2 separate regions of the Homo sapiens genome follow, and region 1 is linked to region 2. Evidence: chromatin loops called from intact Hi-C (ENCODE). Cell type or tissue: PC-9. All regions are shown on one strand. Each heading gives the region's core, and the rest is flanking DNA. Links, peaks and the distances in the headings are about the cores only.

What was found. A loop is a pair of places that touch in the nucleus more often than their neighbours do. Peaks named below come from ENCODE experiments on the same cell type or tissue, not always from the same donor. Only the 100,000 strongest peaks of a DNase experiment are listed, where the experiment ranks them.
Region 1: a loop joins it to region 2, with 4 times the contacts of the local background. A loop is called at or near these places in 4 of 110 quality-filtered maps.

The regions. Positions count from the first base shown.
Region 1 is chr6:43,303,993-43,312,329 of GRCh38, forward strand. CRIP3 (cysteine rich protein 3) reads right to left here and starts at 4,834. Exons shown (of 8, transcript NM_206922.3): 1 at 4,758-4,834; 2 at 4,323-4,417; 3 at 3,847-3,904; 4 at 3,620-3,751; 5 at 2,454-2,525; 6 at 2,227-2,321; 7 at 2,075-2,132; 8 at 1,480-1,883. The coding sequence starts at 4,800. The coding sequence ends at 1,822. SLC22A7 (solute carrier family 22 member 7) reads left to right here. Exons shown (of 11, transcript NM_153320.2): 10 at 46-252; 11 at 679-1,546. The coding sequence ends at 733. It also overlaps the pseudogene RPL12P47. RefSeq lists an enhancer at 3,494-4,351. In PC-9, for the core only: a CTCF peak has its summit at 4,320 (motif pointing right); a DNase peak (open chromatin) is centred at 4,419; H3K4me3 peaks cover 1,186 bases.
Region 2 is chr6:43,493,452-43,501,788 of GRCh38, forward strand. It overlaps TJAP1 (tight junction associated protein 1), which reads left to right. Exons shown (of 11, transcript NM_001350562.2): 3 at 4,430-4,526; 4 at 5,527-5,649; 5 at 7,293-7,321; 6 at 8,075-8,236. The coding sequence starts at 5,551. Among named protein-coding and RNA genes, the nearest start is that of LRRC73, 13 kb to the right of the region's middle. RefSeq lists a silencer at 3,378-3,427. In PC-9, for the core only: CTCF peaks have their summits at 2,097 (motif pointing left), 3,389 and 3,590; DNase peaks (open chromatin) are centred at 2,250, 2,980 and 3,330; H3K27ac peaks cover 854 bases.

The sequences.
Region 1 (8,337 bases), core at 2,086-6,085, 190 kb before region 2:
AGGTGTGAACACCATCTGCCTCCCTCATCCTCTTTCTCTGAACAGACAGACAGGGATGGGGCTGACTGCACTGGTGGGCCGGCTGGGGGGCTCTTTGGCCCCACTGGCGGCCTTGCTGGATGGAGTGTGGCTGTCACTGCCCAAGCTTACTTATGGGGGGATCGCCCTGCTGGCTGCCGGCACCGCCCTCCTGCTGCCAGAGACGAGGCAGGCACAGCTGCCAGAGACCATCCAGGACGTGGAGAGAAAGAGGTGTGTGCACAGGACTGTGTCTGTGTACGTGTGATAACATGCATATGGATGCAGGTGCTCAGATACCTGACACCTTAGGATTCAGACAGGAAACTATATCTGCACATGTGTACTTGGTGCATGTATGTGTGCGTGCACAGGTGAGTGTTTCAGGGTGCATGATTGGGGGCATGTAAACTGCAAGCATAAATGTGTACATGAGTGTATGAACACAAATACATAAGGTTGTTCAGGAAGATGTGTATGTGTGCACACTCAAGTATGCCTACACATCAGGGGTGTGTACAAGCATGTGTGTGAGTCACTTGTACAGGCGTTTGTATACCAGGAACTGGGGTGAGCCCTGGGACAGCCCTGATGGGGCAGGCTGGGGTGGTAGGCTCGGGGATTAAACCCCACCATTGCTCACAACTCCTTCCTCCCTAGTGCCCCAACCAGTCTTCAGGAGGAAGAGATGCCCATGAAGCAGGTCCAGAACTAAGTGGGAGTGGAGGCAGGCCCTCCACAGAAGCTCTGCAGCAGGGGCTGGGAGAGCAGAAGGGCAGGCCCTGCAACTCAGGCTGGGAGTATCGAACCCTCTGCCTAGGGCCGGAGTTGCTGCCAGTACCCGCTCCCTCTGCTCATCCATCCTTGATTATTTGGCTTCTAGGAACAGTTGACTTCCCAGAATGCAGTGGGCTGCTGGGCACCCCTCTCACGGTTGGGGAGGATTCTGTAAATAAAGGTGCCCCTTGGGTTGGGGCAGTGGTGACGAGCTGTGGGAAGAGCCCTGGATAGGAAGCCACTGAGTCTGCCCTGGGCTCTGATAAAACCTTCACCATTAACTTGCTGTGTGACCTTGGGCATGTGGCTTTCCCTCTCTGGGCCTCAGTCTGTTCATCTCCCAAATGGATAATGAAGCCTCTTGGGAGGCCCTACCATAGGATCTGTTGCCATGCTCAAATGAGTTACTGAATAAGGTGCTTCTGCTTCTTCTAGAGATGGTGCTAAAGAAAGGACTAGCATATGAGACTTCTGGTACCAATGGGGCTGGTGGGCATGCTGTCCACTGTGTGGTGCTAGGACTGCCAATGCCAGGCCCAAGGGACAAAAAGAACAGAGCTTTTTGTTCTCATGGCTGGCCCTGCTACCTCCGAGGCACCCTGCAGGGCAATGCATGTCATCCCAACCCCCACACTCCCCATCCTCCAACCCACTGGTCTCATGCCCAAAGAAGAGTTGAAGGCATGGGAGCCAACATTTTATTGAAGAAGCCACAGAGGCTGAAATTCAATAAACACAAGTTTTATGAGTACCTTGAAGCTCCAGAATGTGCTGGGGAAAGGGGTTGTGATGGCCAGGAGGAGGATACCCTTCAAAACGGGCTGTTCCCTAACCAGATAGAAATGGGAAAGGGAAAAAATTGGCAGAGAAAGTCTAGACTCTCTGGCCTACCATGGAGCCTAGGCCCAGGCCCCCAAGATCCCACCTTCCCCAACCCCCATGGGACTGGAGATTTTTGTAGCTTCCATTGGACCATGAGGGGCATGATGGGAGGCCTGAGTTAGGGTGACCTTTTTTGTGAGCGTCTCATTTGAATTTTATCTTCACTGGGTCATAGATGTAGCAGCCCACATCGCCAATGTTCACACCTGAGAGAGAGAGCCCTATCACCAAAGGCCCTGGGTCTGTGGTGCAGGGTTCAGGCCTAGAGGGAACTTGGTGGGGGGGCCAGGGTATGCTTAACCACAGGGGAAGTTGTCCACACATACCCACAGACCATGTACATGCCATACTTCAGGCATGTACATGCCATCCCAGTGTCTGGGATGGGGCTGCCCACCTTTGGGGCCAAACAGGTAGCCGTAGCAGGGGACGTGGCAGTAGGGGACTCCATCATGCTGAGACACAGAGAGAAAGAGAGCTGTCTCAGCCTGGTTCTCTTCCCATCTCCAGCCTCCTCCCAACATAACCACTCATTCCTGCCCTGCTCACCTCAGCATGACTCCCAGCAGTCAGGGTCTTGTGGCAACGCTGGCACCTCAGACACGGTCGGTGCCAATTTCTGCCTAATGACATCACCTTCTCAGCTGGTGGTGGAAAGAAGTGGTAATGCTTCCATTCTAGGGGTAGAGTAGGGAGACCTACCTGCCTTGGATCACCTCCCTCCCCCTTGCTGCCCACCCTGTATCCCCCTCCCCAAGTTTTCCACTGTTACTTACCAAAATAGACGGGCTCCCCACAGCCAGGGCACAGCGAGGTCTCCCCAGTGAATGTCTTCATATGGGGAGGGCCTTTAAAGGGGAAGAGGCCCTGGCTATGTCTGAGGTGGAGATGCCCACCAGCACCTGCCTGCATATGGTGCTGTCCTCTTTCAAAAGCCATGCTCATTCCAGAGTGCCCCACCCAGGCGCCCAAGAGTCTGCCTTCTACAGGCCCAGAGCTGAGCCCCCTCTGACTCCACCTCCTGCCCCATCCCTATGTGTATTAGGGACTATCTGCTTCCTTCTCCTGCTTCCTTTTCATCCTCCCAGGGGCTCACGTACCCACCATCCCAACCCTGTTAGCAACTCAATCCTCAGGAAACTTGAGCTGATATAGGAGCTGGCCACAGCACGGGTGTCAGGTGTTGGGGAGCACAGTGTCATTGCCTACTTCAGGGAATGGAGGGAAAGAACAGGGACCAGAGGAGAAAAGTTGAAGAATATGAGAGGCTGGCCTTATCCCAATGACTCCTCTCCTTTAGATCATTCCTTCCATGGCCCTGGCCTGGGACAGACCTAAGTTCCTGGCCAGCTTTGCCTCTGACTAGCTTTGTGGATGGACAGTCATTTGCCCTGTCTGGATCTCACTTTCCTCACCTGTAACACACGAGGAGAGGGGATAATGCCATCTGCCCAATTAACCTCTTTTTTTTTTTTTTTTTTTTTTTTTGAGATGGAGTCTCGCTCTGTTGCCCAGGCTGGAGTGCAATGGCATGACCTTGACTCACTGCAACCTCCGCCTCCTGGGTTCAAATGATTCTCCTGCCTCAGCCTCCCAAGTAGCTGGGATTACAGGCATGAGCCACCACACCTGGCTAATTTTTGTATTTTTAGTAGAGATGGGATTTCACCATGCTGGCCAGGCTGGTCTCGAACTCCTGACCTCATGATCCACCTGCCTCGGCCTCCCAACAATTTACCTCTTAACTCAGCAGCTCACATGAGGGAATAGAAAGAAAGAAAGAAAAAAAAAGCGGGGAGTAGATAGAGAAGACTTTGCCAAGAATGAAGTTGTGAGAATGTGAAGCAGAGGGCTGGATAGGAGACTGCCACCTGGCCCAACCTCCGCTCCAGCTTGGGGAAGGGTCGGGAGGAGGACTGGGAGGAGCTGAGCCCAGCCTTACTTTTCTTGCCTTGGGGGAGGCCAGTCCTTGGCCTGGGAGGGCTGAAGCTGCTGGGGCTGAGAGGAGTGGTGCAGCCAGGGCTGGGAGTGGGGGGATTGTACAAGTAGGAGCCTACACCACCAATGTTCACCCCTGAAGAGAGAATAGGGGAGGTCAGGCTTGAGCCCCCAGCTCCCAGCCACAAGGAGGGTTCTGCTGACCCATGGCCCCTTAAGGCTGGTACTTACCCCTGGGTCCAAAGAGAGCCCCATAGCATGGCTTGTGGCAGTATGGCCTCCCATTGTGCTGGGCACAAGCAGAGGGAAGTGGGTTACTCAAGGCCAGCGGGAGCCATGCCCCACAGGCCTTCACCCCAGACAGGCTGCCAGGTGTGTCTGTCCACTGGCTGAGTCTGGTGGGCCTGGGAGGGGTGGGGGATGGGCTGGCATGCCAGCATTTCCACTGTGGTCAAGGGAGGAAGAGCAAGAGCAGCTCAGAAGGTGACGCTGCTTCCCACTCACCCTGATCCCCAAAACCATGGGATCCACAGTCACGACCCAGGTTCCCAAATTCCTGGCTGGTGTGGGGTCCACCAGGTGGGCGGCCTTGGGGTTGGCTACTGAGGTTCCCTTTGGCAGGCCTCCAGTGCTGAAGTTGGGGGCTGGTGCCTGGGGGGTGGGAGGCAGTGATGTAAACAGGGCAGTGCTCCCTGGCCAGGTCTTACCTCTGCATGCCCGCCAGGGGACAGGATGCTGTGGCAGCGCTCACATTTCAGGCAGAAGCGGTGCCAGTTCTTGCCCAGGGAGCTCACCTTCTCAGCTGTGGAGGACAAAGTGGAACCGAGCTGCGAGGAGCCTGTCCAAGCATAGGGCCCCTCCTTTCCCTCTTCGGCCCTCTAGGGAATTAGGTTGGCCTGCCCTGCTTCCTGGAGATGAGTGTCTCCAGGAGGCCAGCTCCATCCCGCTCCGGTTTCACACTCCCCACAGAGCTCTCAGAGGAAGGGAGAAGACCCGAGTGGGAGCGGGTGGTGCGGAGACTACCAGCCGCTGCAGGTGAAAAGGGTGTCTGGGACTACACTGTGGCTAGCCCTCCGCGTCCTCAGGGAATCCAGCGGCTCCCATTCGCCCCATCTTCTCCCCCTCCGCAGCCCGGGCCTCACCGAAGAAAACAGGTTGCTGGCAACGCGGACAGGTCCAGCTCATAGCTCCGCTCCAGGCAGCGCACGCGGCACACAGTAGGTACGCCGCTGCGGCTCAGTTCCGCCCCCTCCGCAGGCTCCACCCACGGCTCAGCTTTGAGCCTCCCTGGGCGGAATCCGCGGTTCCTCGGCGCTCATTGGTTATCAGAAATTTAGAACCACTCCACTTGGGAGACAAAGGGCTATTTCGCTGTTACTTCAAAGAGCATTAAAGCCTCGGTCAGACCCACGGGGAGGAGAGAGGATCTTGAAGCCGTGGACTCCAGACTAGGAAGGCACATGTGTAACGAAGACACCTGGACAGGGAGCTCTACTAGTTTCTGGAGCGGTAAGGACAGGAAAAATGTCCACAGTGCAGACATCATTAAAACACTACTCTCTCCAAAGCGAGGGAGTAGGCATTCTTTGAAATGCAAAATTCCACCTTGGCAGTATAGCAAGTGGTTGAAAGCAACAAAATCTGGAGCCCGTCTCTGGTACCCTACTCTTTGACTTCAGGCAAATTACTGAACCTCCCTCTCTGCCTCCATTTTCTCATCTGTGCAATGAGTATGATAACAGTCTCTGCCTCATAGGATTGTTATGAGAGTTAAATAGGTTAATACATGTAGAGTGCCCAAACAGCGCCTGGCATGTAAACGCTGTAACAGCTATAGCTATCACTATGATGGATCCCTTAATGAACTCAAGACTCGGTTTGGAAGCCTCAGAACATGGTCTGTATACAATCGTTTACTCCTAAAGCTGTAGGGTGGCTGGACACAGTGGCTGACACCTGTAATCCCAGCACTTTGGGAGGCCAAGGTGGGCGGATCGCCTGAGGTCAGGAGTCCAAGACCAGCCTGGCCATCGAGGCGAAACTGCGTCTCTACTAAAAATACAAAAATTAGCTGGGCGTGGTGGCGCATGCCTGTAATCTCAGCTACTCGGGAGGCTGAGGCAGGAGAATCGCATGAACCGGGAGGTGTGGAGGTTGCAGTGAGCCGAGATCGCACCACTGTACTCCAGCCTGGGGGACAAGAGCGAGACTCCATCTCAAAATAAATAAATAAATAAAAATGAAAACCAACTACACATTTCTAATCTGGTTTGCTTTAAAATTTTTAAATATTTGTGTTTTTAATGAATGTATTTATTTGAGGCAGGGTCTCTGTTGCCCAGGCTGGAATGTAGTGGTGCATCGTAGCTCACTGCAGTCTCCACCTGCCCGGCTCAAGCGATCCTCTCACTTTAGCCTCTGGAGTAGCTGGGACTACAGACACATGCCACCACACCTGGCTAATTTTTGTATTTTTTGTAGAGATGGGGTTTTGCCATGTTGCCCAGGCTGGTCTCGAATTTCTGGGCTCAAGCGATCCACCTGCCTGGGCCTCCCTAAGTGCTGGGATTACAGGTATATGCCCCCATGCCCAGATAAATATTTGTTAAAAGTAGTTCAATAGACTCTCTGGCACCATTAAAGAGATCCTGGGGACTGCCCAGTCTGTGGGCTGTAATGTTGATGGCCGCCACCCTCATGACATCATAGATGATATCAACAGTGGTTCTGTGGAATGCCCAGCCAGTTAAGCACAAAGGAAAATATTTCAATAAAGGATCATTTGACAACTGGTGGAAAAAAAAAAAAGTAGTTCAATAGTGCTTCAAAGGATATTTCAAGAAATTTAAATCCAGAGAATGGAAGAAATATTTGCAAATCTGATAAGGATCTAGTAACCAGATTATATAAATAACTTATAATGCAATAACAAAAAGACAACCCAATTAAAAGTGAGCAAAGTATTTGAATAGATGTTTTTCTAGAGATACACAAATGGCCAATAAGCACATGAAGAGATGCTGAATATCAATAGTCATTAGGGAAATGCAAATTAGGACCACAATGAGATACCATTTTATACTGACTAGGATGGTTATAATTAAAGAGACAAATATTGGCAAGAATGTGGCAAAATTGGATCCCTCATACATTGTTGGTGGCAACATAAAATGGTGTGGCCACATTGGACAACAGTCTGGCAGTTCCTCAAAAAGTTAAACATAGAGTTACCATATGACTCAGCAATTCCACTTCCAGGTTTATACCCAGGTATATAAGAGAAATGAAAACATATGTCTATACAAAAACTTGTACATGAATGTTCATAGCAGGACTATTTACAATAGTCAAAAGGTAGAAACAGCCCAAAAGTTCATTAACTGATAATGGATAAACAATATGTAGTATATCTGTATGATAGAATATTGCTCAACTGTAAAAAAGAATGTAATACTGATGCATGTTACAACACAGGTAAACCATAAAAACATTAAGTAAGAAAAGCAAGACACAAGAGGCCACATATCATATGAATCAATTCATATGAAATATTTAGAATAGGTAAATCCACAGAGACAGACAGTAGATTAGTGGTTGGCCAGTCAAGGAGATGGAATTGGAAATGTCCACTAATGGGTTCGAAGCTTCTCTATGGGAAGATAAAAATGTTCTGGAATTAGATAGCAGTAATGTTTGTACAACCTTGGAAATATACTAAAAAGCATGAACTGTAGACTTTAAAAAGGCGAATTTTATGGTATATGCGTAATGTCTTAACAACAACAACAACAACAACAATAGAACCTGAAGAAAACTAAAGAAAAAAGGCGGCCAGAAGTGGTGGCTTACGCCTGGTCCCAGCACTTTGGGAAGCTGAGGCAGGTGGACCACTTGAGCCTAGGAGTTAGAGACCAGCCTGGGCAACATGGCGAACCTCATCTCTACAAAAAATCAGCTGGGCTTGGTGGCATGTGCCTGCGAGGCTGAGGTGAGAGAATCACCTGAGCCCGGGAAGTTGAGGCTGTAGTGAGCTGAGATCACGCCACTGCACTCCAGCCTGGGCAACAGAGTGAGACTGTCTCAAAAAAAAAAAAAAAAAAAGGCAGGGGGACTGGGGGGAAAGGTAGCCAATGAAGAGCTGGAGGGAAGAGCTGATAAACTTGTGCCAGTGTCCCAGCAGAGGAGACAATAATCAATCCCTCTATGAAGGATGGAAGTGAAACCGAGTTTTCTTGAGTAAGTTCCTTTGTTACATCAAATCCGTTGAGGAAGGGCTTGCACCAAATTCATCAATGGACTGCAGTGCTGTGCTCTGCTAGGTGAAAGGCGCACTGTCTTAAGTGTCTCCTCTTGGGACATCAGTTCCTTCATCTGGGTAATGGGGTAGGGACTGGGGTCTATGAACTTCCACTGGATATTCCTGTTCCTGAATTGTCTCCATCAATCCTTTTTACTTATAACACTTGTTTTATCATTCTTAAGTTCTAAGGGTAGAAGCCTTCCACACTGTAATTTTTCTACACTTTCTCATTATTTGTTTCTTGTTTCAGGGAATATTTCAAGATGCTTAGTTTTATAACTGTTTCTTGAAAGGCTTCTTCTTTAACAAATTTGAAAAATATTAGTTTTAGCTTCCACTGAATTTTCCTGTCTTGTTTCTGCCTCTCATTTCTTGTTTTTTTTTTTTCTTTTCTTTTTTTTTTTTTTTTTTGAGACAGAGTC
Region 2 (8,337 bases), core at 1,417-5,416:
GTGCAGAACGTGGGGAGCTGGAGATGTTTGGTGGGGAAGGCTGAAGTTGGAAAAGCCAAAGAACCATATCCAGTCTGGATTCCTGTCTCCCTCTCCTGGGCTGGTGTTGAAGGGATGGCCTCAGCCTCAGCTGGGAGAAGGATGGATGCTTGAACCTCCTTTCCTCTTCTGCATCTCTGACTTTGCCTGAGCTTTAGGCAGAACCCCGGAAAGGATGGCAGAAGGGAAGTGGGACGGCATCTTTGGCTCTTGGGCTGGAAACTTTTTGCTGTTGCTCCTATGGGTGCTTGCTGGGAACGGTAAGATAGTATATTGGGGAGCAGCAGGATTCTGAAGAGATTTCTCTCTCATACCACTCTGTCTCTAGCAACAGCAATCTTCCACCACGGTGGAAGCCCCTGATCAAATATGCGTACCCACAAAAGGGAGCAGGTATAAGTCCCACCTCCTGGTTAAAGAGTGATGCTTGGCAAATTTTTTTCCTTTTATTAAAGGACACTGCTCAGCCAGCTTCTGGTACAGATCATGCCTTACACCTATTCTGTCTACACTCTGCTCAGCTGTTCAGAGGGTTCACAGTGCAGCTCTGCTGTGCGTGCCGAGTCCCATTTCTAATGAAAGTAGACTTTGTTCTCTGAAGGCAGCTAATCATGCCCCATGGGCTGTAATCAGGGAGAAGGTATTTAATACAGGGCAGGCGGCAACAGGCGGCCTGCACCGACTGGCAAATTGCAACATGGCAATTAGGAAGCTATCACCCCTCTCTCCACCCCAGCAGATATGAAGTAGAGTCTTTCCTTTGAACTGATTTTTGAGTAAGCAAAGAATGAATGCTATGCAGAGCATGGCAGAAGCTGGGGTTGGATGGGGTAGGATGCAGCAGGGGCAGGGAGGGTTGAGGAGAGTCCCTTTTCCTTCTCACTTCACCTTCATGGGATGGGGAAGGGTTGCTGCTACTCTGGGTGTCTCCCTCAACACTGCCTGCAGGTCCAGCCCAAGAAGCCCCAGGCCACGCTAGGTCAGCGAGAGGTTTTAACCTAGGCCTCAACCTTTCTCCCAGGGCATAGCTGTTCTTACAGAACAGACCCAGCACGTTATCTGGTAGTCCAACATCCTGAGTCATCTGCCCTCAGTTCCTCAAGGCTTAGGTTTAGTTTGGGGTGGGGGTGGGAGTGGGATTCTTCCTTGTTGATTTCCTTTTTTTTTTTTTTTTTTTTTGAGACGGAGTCTCTGTCTCCCAGGCTGGAGTGTAGTGGCGCGATCTGGACTCACTGCAATCTCCACCTCCTGGGTTCAATTTTTGTAGAGACAGGGTTTCACCATGTTGGCCAGGCAGCTCTCGAACTCCTGACCTCAAGTGATCCGCCTGCCTTGGCCTCCCACAGTGCTGGGATTACAGGCGTGAGCCACCATGTTGGGCCAGCTCTGTTGATTTCCTGATCTTCCTCCAGAAGACCATTTTCTGGGAGGTGCCCTGGAGCCAGCTCAGCATCCAGAGGCCAGGAGGCCCCAGAGGCTGTCCTTGGCTGCCGCTTGCTCATCATGGGCCATGGCCCATTCTGAGCTGTCCAGCTGCTCTCCTTAGGGACCTTTTCTTCCCCACATGGGATTGGGAGTCCTCCTTGGGCTGAAACACTCCAAGGCAACTTGGGAAACCTTTGGGTGAAGGAGATGTGGCCAGGGGAGGCTGCACCTGGTAGCTGGGTCTTCCTGGAGGGACCACTCTGATGCCATCTGCCTCACCCCTTTACCTTCTCCCAGCTTGCAGGCCAAGTGTCCCGATGCTTCTCTCTTTGTTATCCACTGCACCATGCATCACTGTCCTCCTTGGGTCTGTCCGGACTTTCCCTGCACACCTTCCTTGCCTCCAGTCAAGGACTGTGGGCTGCCAGGCCCGTTGTATTCCTGTTCATTGCTGGAACTGTGGGCCCCTAATGGGCTGGATCTGGGGCACTCAGCAGATTTCAGAAGTTGGAGCTAGGGCCTGGGTGTTGGGCACACCCTGTGTTTATGGACACAGGGCAGGAAGTGGTTGGTACACATCTCCCTCGCAGCCTGGTGTTGAGGAACACCATGGGCCCCCTGGTGGATTGTCTTCCCAGTGGGCATTGCCTTCTGCTTCCTTAGTTGGGAGTGGTTTCCCATACCTGTAACTCTGACATGCGTGGAAAGAATAGGCTCTGGCAGAGAGAATAACCTCCCATCACAACCACCCCCATCCCCAGAGAGTCTGTCTGCATTTACTGCCTGTCCCACTGCCAGCTACCTTCTCAGGATACTCCTTGCCTAGCAAGCCAGATCGCCTCTGGCCATGGAAGCCCTGGGGATAAATACATGCTGTAGGGCCAGGGAGTGGGGCTTGAGGTCAGGGTGAGGCAGGAGGAGCTAGAGGATGTGTGGCAACTAGAGCCAGGGCTGCAGGGTGTGGAGTGAAGCAGCCTTCCCTACAGGATTGCTGGACACCCAAGTGCGTTTGTGTCCTCCCTGCCTGCCTGCCGTTCATGCAGGTGTTTCGGTACCAAGAGGACAGCACAGGCCTTGCCAGGAATAGGGACAAGGGAGTACAGAGGAATAGAGGAGGGGCACACAAAGGGGCCTGCAGAGAGAAAGGGCTTCCTGAGATGACTGGGGAGCACATGGGGGAAGGGAGCTGGGACCTGGACCCTCTGTAGAGAAGGGGAAAGGCAGAGACCAACTCTCTGAGCTGCCCCTTTACTTTGTAGAAGCTCTTGACTGCTCGCATCTCTCACTCTTCCATCTCTGGCCATACCCTGTTTTCCAACTCACGCACCCCACACATTTACCCTCTGAGTATCAGAATCCACATACCCAGGTGGGTTTAGGACTTTCTAGGCCTCTCCCTCAGGCCATAGGAGCACCCACCCCGGGCTCCTCTGGAGGGGCAGCCCCAAGGAACCTGTTGGGGTAACTTGTTTGCTCCCCACACCCCGGGAATGTGCCGTCCTTTCAGGCCCGCCCACCCGGATTCCTGTGCAGGGAGTCAGCCGACACAGCATGTTGCATGTGCCCTGTGGGGACACGTTCTGCCTCCTGTCAGGGGGAGGAGGCTGGCGGCCGTGCCTGTGCTGCCGCACCTCAGCTCCCCACCGAACCCCAAACCAGGGCCCAGGCTGTCCAGACAGAGGAGGGAGACCACTCCTGCTTCCCCACCCTCCCTACCCTCTCACCATTCTCCCTGCCCCGGGCCCTGTTGGAATGTGACAGGAGTCATGGCCAGGGCATGTCCCGACAGTGGGAACACATGCTTTAGCCCGCAAGGCTTCCCTCAACCTCCAGCTCTGTTTAGGTTGATGGGGGCGGGAAGAGATTGTTTTTTCTGCCCAGAAGGCCACCTGAGGTTACTGCCTGATCACTGGTGGCTGCTGCCCCCGTGCTGCAACCCAGCTAATTACAGGTGGGGGCCAGGGAGGGGTGTGCACCCATCTCTGAACCTCAGGAGGCCGGAGGGGCTCTCACAGGTCACTCAGTCCAGCCACCTCTGTGTAGATAAGGAACTGAGCTATCCAGTGAGGAAGGGCATTACACAGGGCCCCACAGTGTCAGTGCTGAGCCTGGAGCCCAGGTGTCTCCAACTCCCCCGACTGGGGTTTTCTTCACGAGTGTTCCTCAGCCTTGGCACTCTGGATATTTTCTATTGGGAATCATTTGTGGTGGGAGTTGCCCTATGGTTGTGGGATGACCAAAGCATCCCCGGCTTCTACCCACTAGGTGCCAGTGGCACTCCTTCCCTCCAGGTTTCGACAACCAAAAATGTCTCCAGACACTTGCCAGACGTCCCTGGGGAAGGAGAGTGGGCGCCAGACGTCCCTGGGGAAGGAGGGTGGACAGAGTTGCCTGGTTGAGAGCTACTGCTCTGTGTTGCTCCCTTTTCAGATTTCTTCTCCTAGCCCTATGCCTCCTCATTGCAAAGGCCGGTGACCATCATTATACACCAAATAGCCTTGGGCCTCCTTCTGGAAATGCTAGGTGCTCTCTTTCCATCATTTTCTCTATCTTCTTGGATCTCTGTGAGGCTTTTTCCTGGTGTTCTCATTTGTAACCCATGTTCCCCAAATCTCTTAGTTGTTTCCAAACTCTGAGAGGCTTGGGAGATGAGGACCGATGTGGAGTAGGGACAGGACGGAACCGGACCTATTCCAGAATTGGGCAATGTGCTGAGACCATGAACACACAGACACATGTATCTCATCTGGGCCTGTGACAGTACTGTCATGGAGAAAGGCAGGAACCCAGTGCTTCCAGTCATCTGCCTCCAGCCGCTTTCCCCTCAGGCCCTCTGTTTCATGGCCTTCCTGCCGTGGTTCTCCCTGGGGGGCCTTCCAGGTCCCAGACTGGGCAGCAGGCCTGTAGCACTGACAGACAGGCGGCTGACACCTGGTTTCCACTTTCTTCCCTTCTCTGGTTTCAGGAGCTGTGGCTAAAGGAAGTGGAGGGGCCGTGGGATGCGGAGAGCCGAGGGCTAACTCCCGGACAGCGGAACAGAGAGAGCTGCCGACAAACAGACGGTATGTCCCTGATGAGGCCTGTGCCCTCAGCCTGGCTCTCTTCTGGGGAGGGGCAGGTGAGGGGGCAGCCAAGTGTTCTCTCTCGGCGGGGGCTGGTGAAAAGAGTGGTGGAGGCCACAGGGGTTTGGTCATCAGTGGCTGAGGCCAGAGAGCTCTCTTGGGCCTTGAGACTCCCACTGGGGATCCTGGATTGTATCCCCAAACTCACATTTTTGGTTATGATTTTTTTTAAACTAACATTTATTCAACATTTCCTAAGTGTTTTACATCATCTTCCCAACAACCCTATGAATTGGTGCTATTCTTAACTGGAATCAGTAGCTCACACCTATAATCCCAGCACTTTGGAAGGCCAAGACAGAGGGATTGCTTGAGCTTGAGAGTTTGAGCCTGGGCAACAAAGTGAGACGCTGTGTACAAAAAATAGCCAGGTGCAGTGGCACATGCTTGTGGTCCGAGCTACACAGAAGGCTGAGGCAGGAGGATTACTTGAGCCCAGGAGGTCGAGGCTGCAGTGAGCCAAGATTGCGCCACTACACTCCAGCCTGGGCAACAGAGCAAGACCCTGTCTCAAAAAAGAAAAGAAAAAAAGAAATTGATGCTGTTTTATCGCTAATTTAGAGTTGAGAAAACTAATGCATAGAGAGCAGTTTTACCTTCTGAGGCCTTCAGAGCCCACAAAGGAGAGTGGTAAGGAGGGTGGTGGGCTGCTTTGAAGCTCCCTGTCCCACTCTTAGAACCTAGGTGTTCAGGCCCTAGGCCCTGCCTTTCCCACCCATCTGTTCCCCGTTGGACCCATGCCCCACCCTCCAGCACTCCTTTGACCTATGGGGACTGACACACCTAAGTCCTGCCCCTCTAGTGACTCCAGTAATGGCCCAGGCCTGTCAGCCTATGTGGTGGCCTCAACATATGTCCCCTTTCACCATCTTTGTTTTTTCTCAGTCCAGAGTCCTTCTGGCCACATCTCTGAGCCTGCCTCCTTCTTGCTTCTCAGCAGGCGGAGGAGCCGTCACCTCCCAGAATGACTAGTGCCGCCCCTGCTAAGAAACCCTACCGTAAGGCACCACCAGAGCATCGGGAGCTGCGTTTGGAAATTCCTGGATCCCGGCTTGAGCAGGAGGTCAGCAAGACTGGTATCACAGCCTGACCGGCAGAGGCAAGGCCCCTGAGGCTGGGTGTCTGGCTGACTTCTCCTGCCTGAGCTTCTGGTCCTGAGTTGGGGTGAGAGTGGGCCTTGCTGTTGCAGGCCTGAGGTCTCCTAGCCGCAGTAGTGCAGGTGGGGGTAATGTAGGCTCAAGGGGGACTGTCTGTGAGTATATGTCCACATGTCAGGGAACCCCTGAGTCTTTGTAGCTTAGCAGAAATGATCCCATATGATATTCTCCCTGCAAGAGGCAGCCCAGTAGACTGAGGGGTCCTAATCTGCTAGTGGTTGGGACTCTGGTCCTCCGTAGTGGAGTAGAGCCATTCAACCTGTGGCCCCTTTGGGGCATATCAGGAGGCAGTGCTACAGCCACTTCCCACCAGCACAGCTGCTCTTCATTGTCCCCAGGAAGTCCAGCCCTTCCTCCAGCTTTGCTTTGTTTGGCTAACATTTGTTGAATATGTACTCCCTGCCAGGAACTGTTAGGTCCGGACTCTGCTCTTCGGGGCCTATAGTCAGCTGCAAAACATTGGCTCTCCTGCCCCATTAACTTCACTCACAGGCAGAAACGAGGGCCACAGTGGTTTACTGCCCTTGCAGCCATATCTCCATCTGGTCACAGTGCGTGGAGCACATTTAAAGAACCTGAGACGCAGCATGTGCTGAGCATCAGGCATACTGTAGCCTGCTTTGGTCAGATTCAAGGTAGAAAAGCCATGACTTGCTCATTTCAGTTCAGGGAACATTAAATTAAGATGCCAGCTATTATGCTAGGTGCTACCCAGCGAGCATTACCTCAGTTTTATAAATGAGGGAACTAAGGCTCGGTGAGGTGAAGGCTGTATAATCAGTATGCAGTAGAATAGGGTGAAATCCAGTTGTCAGAGTCAATGGACAAAGGAAGCCACCTACCTCCATTTTCTGCCAGAGGCTGCTCTTCTGAAGCAGTCAGTTCCACATAGAATAGGCCCCTTGATGTTTCCCTCTCGCGATAGCAGGGGCCTACTCTGCTTTGTGGTTGGCTGAACTTGACTCTTGAGCCATGACTGCCATAGGGGTTTGGGGAAGATGGGGCAGGAGGTTAAAAGACAGACAAGGCACTTCCTCCCCTTAGTCAGGATTAGTCCTCTTCTCCCATGCACTTGTTCTTCCTGAGCCTCTGCAAGAGCCTGATTCTGCCTTTGTCTTCATCTCAAGGCTGAGGGCTTTGTCAGAGCTCAGAACTCGTGTGTATAGTTCAGCCTGACTTTTCTGGAAGGTCTCTGCCATACCTCTGTGGATACAGGACCCACCAGGAGCCGAGTGAACAGCTGAGAGGCTGTCTGCCCCTGGGGAGAGGTAGCTTGGGTGCCAGGACTTATTTGAAAATGGCTTTAGGATTGGATTAAGGGTGAAGGTTGGAAGAGGTTCTTGAATCTTCTGGTTGGCATGGGAGAGGGTAGTCGAGGCTTGTCCCAGCATTACTGAATTGCTTCCATCCGTAGAGAGCCCTGCAGCCCTCTTCTGCTATAAGAGTCTTTGGGCTTCACACCTGAGCCTTCTTGTGGCTATTTGGAGGGTGAGCCAGCCGGGGGTCCAGTGGTCCAGAGCTGAGCCTCAAGCCTCTCTTTTTTGCCTAGGAACCCCTGACTGATGCAGAAAGGATGAAGTGAGTATCTGCTACCTGAGATACTGCCCTGCCTCAACTCTGTCCCTCTTAGCTCCAGGCTAGACTGTTGGTACAGTTGGACTTTCCCTTGGATTAGGTAGAAATAAAGGTTGGGATGGGTTGTTTTAGGGACTCTGGGAGGAGTGTTGATGTTGTGGATATTTTTTCTGGAAAATGGGATTTTATTGTTCCATGGGCTTCAAGAGAGCGTAGAATCAGGAGGCGAATGGCTCTGAGGGCCCTGCTCTTCTTGCTAAGGAGCCCTTCCCCAGCTCCTGGCTCCTGTACCAGCTGCCACCCTTACAGCCCTTTAGCCACATGAGGCCTCTGGAGAGGAGGGCAGTGCTGGGCTGGATTTCCAAGAGATGAATAATGGAGAAGCCTGATTGTGCAGTGGGGAAACTGGAGCTGGGGGCTTGGTGGCCAGCTGACATGGGCTGTAACCAGAGACAGGCTGGGAGCCATATCCCTACCCCCAATTCTTTATTTCTATTCTCCGATAGTGAAGGGAGGCTGGACTGTCCCCTACCATCCCCTCTTCCTCCCCTGACCCTCCAACCCAGGCTGTGTTCCCAGGGCCAGCAGGCCTATGAAATATGCTGCCTTAGACTCAGACTAAGACTCCAGGAGTTTCCCTGTCCTGTTTGCCTGTCCTCATGTCATCCCTTCCTTCCTGAGCCCACTCTGGAGCTCCAGGGCATGCCCTTCTATCTCTCATACCCCTCTGCCCTTGATCCCACAACACCCTGCCAGGCTCTTACAGGAGGAGAATGAAGAGCTTCGCCGGCGCCTGGCCTCCGCCACCAGACGCACTGAGGCCCTGGAACGTGAGCTGGAAATTGGGCAGGACTGCCTGGAGCTGGAGCTGGGCCAGAGCCGCGAGGAGCTGGACAAATTTAAGGATAAGTTCCGCAGGTGTGGGAATGAGGGGCCAGACACACACACACACACACACACACACACACACACACACACACACACACACACTCTCTCTGTCTCTCTCTCTCTCTGTGTCT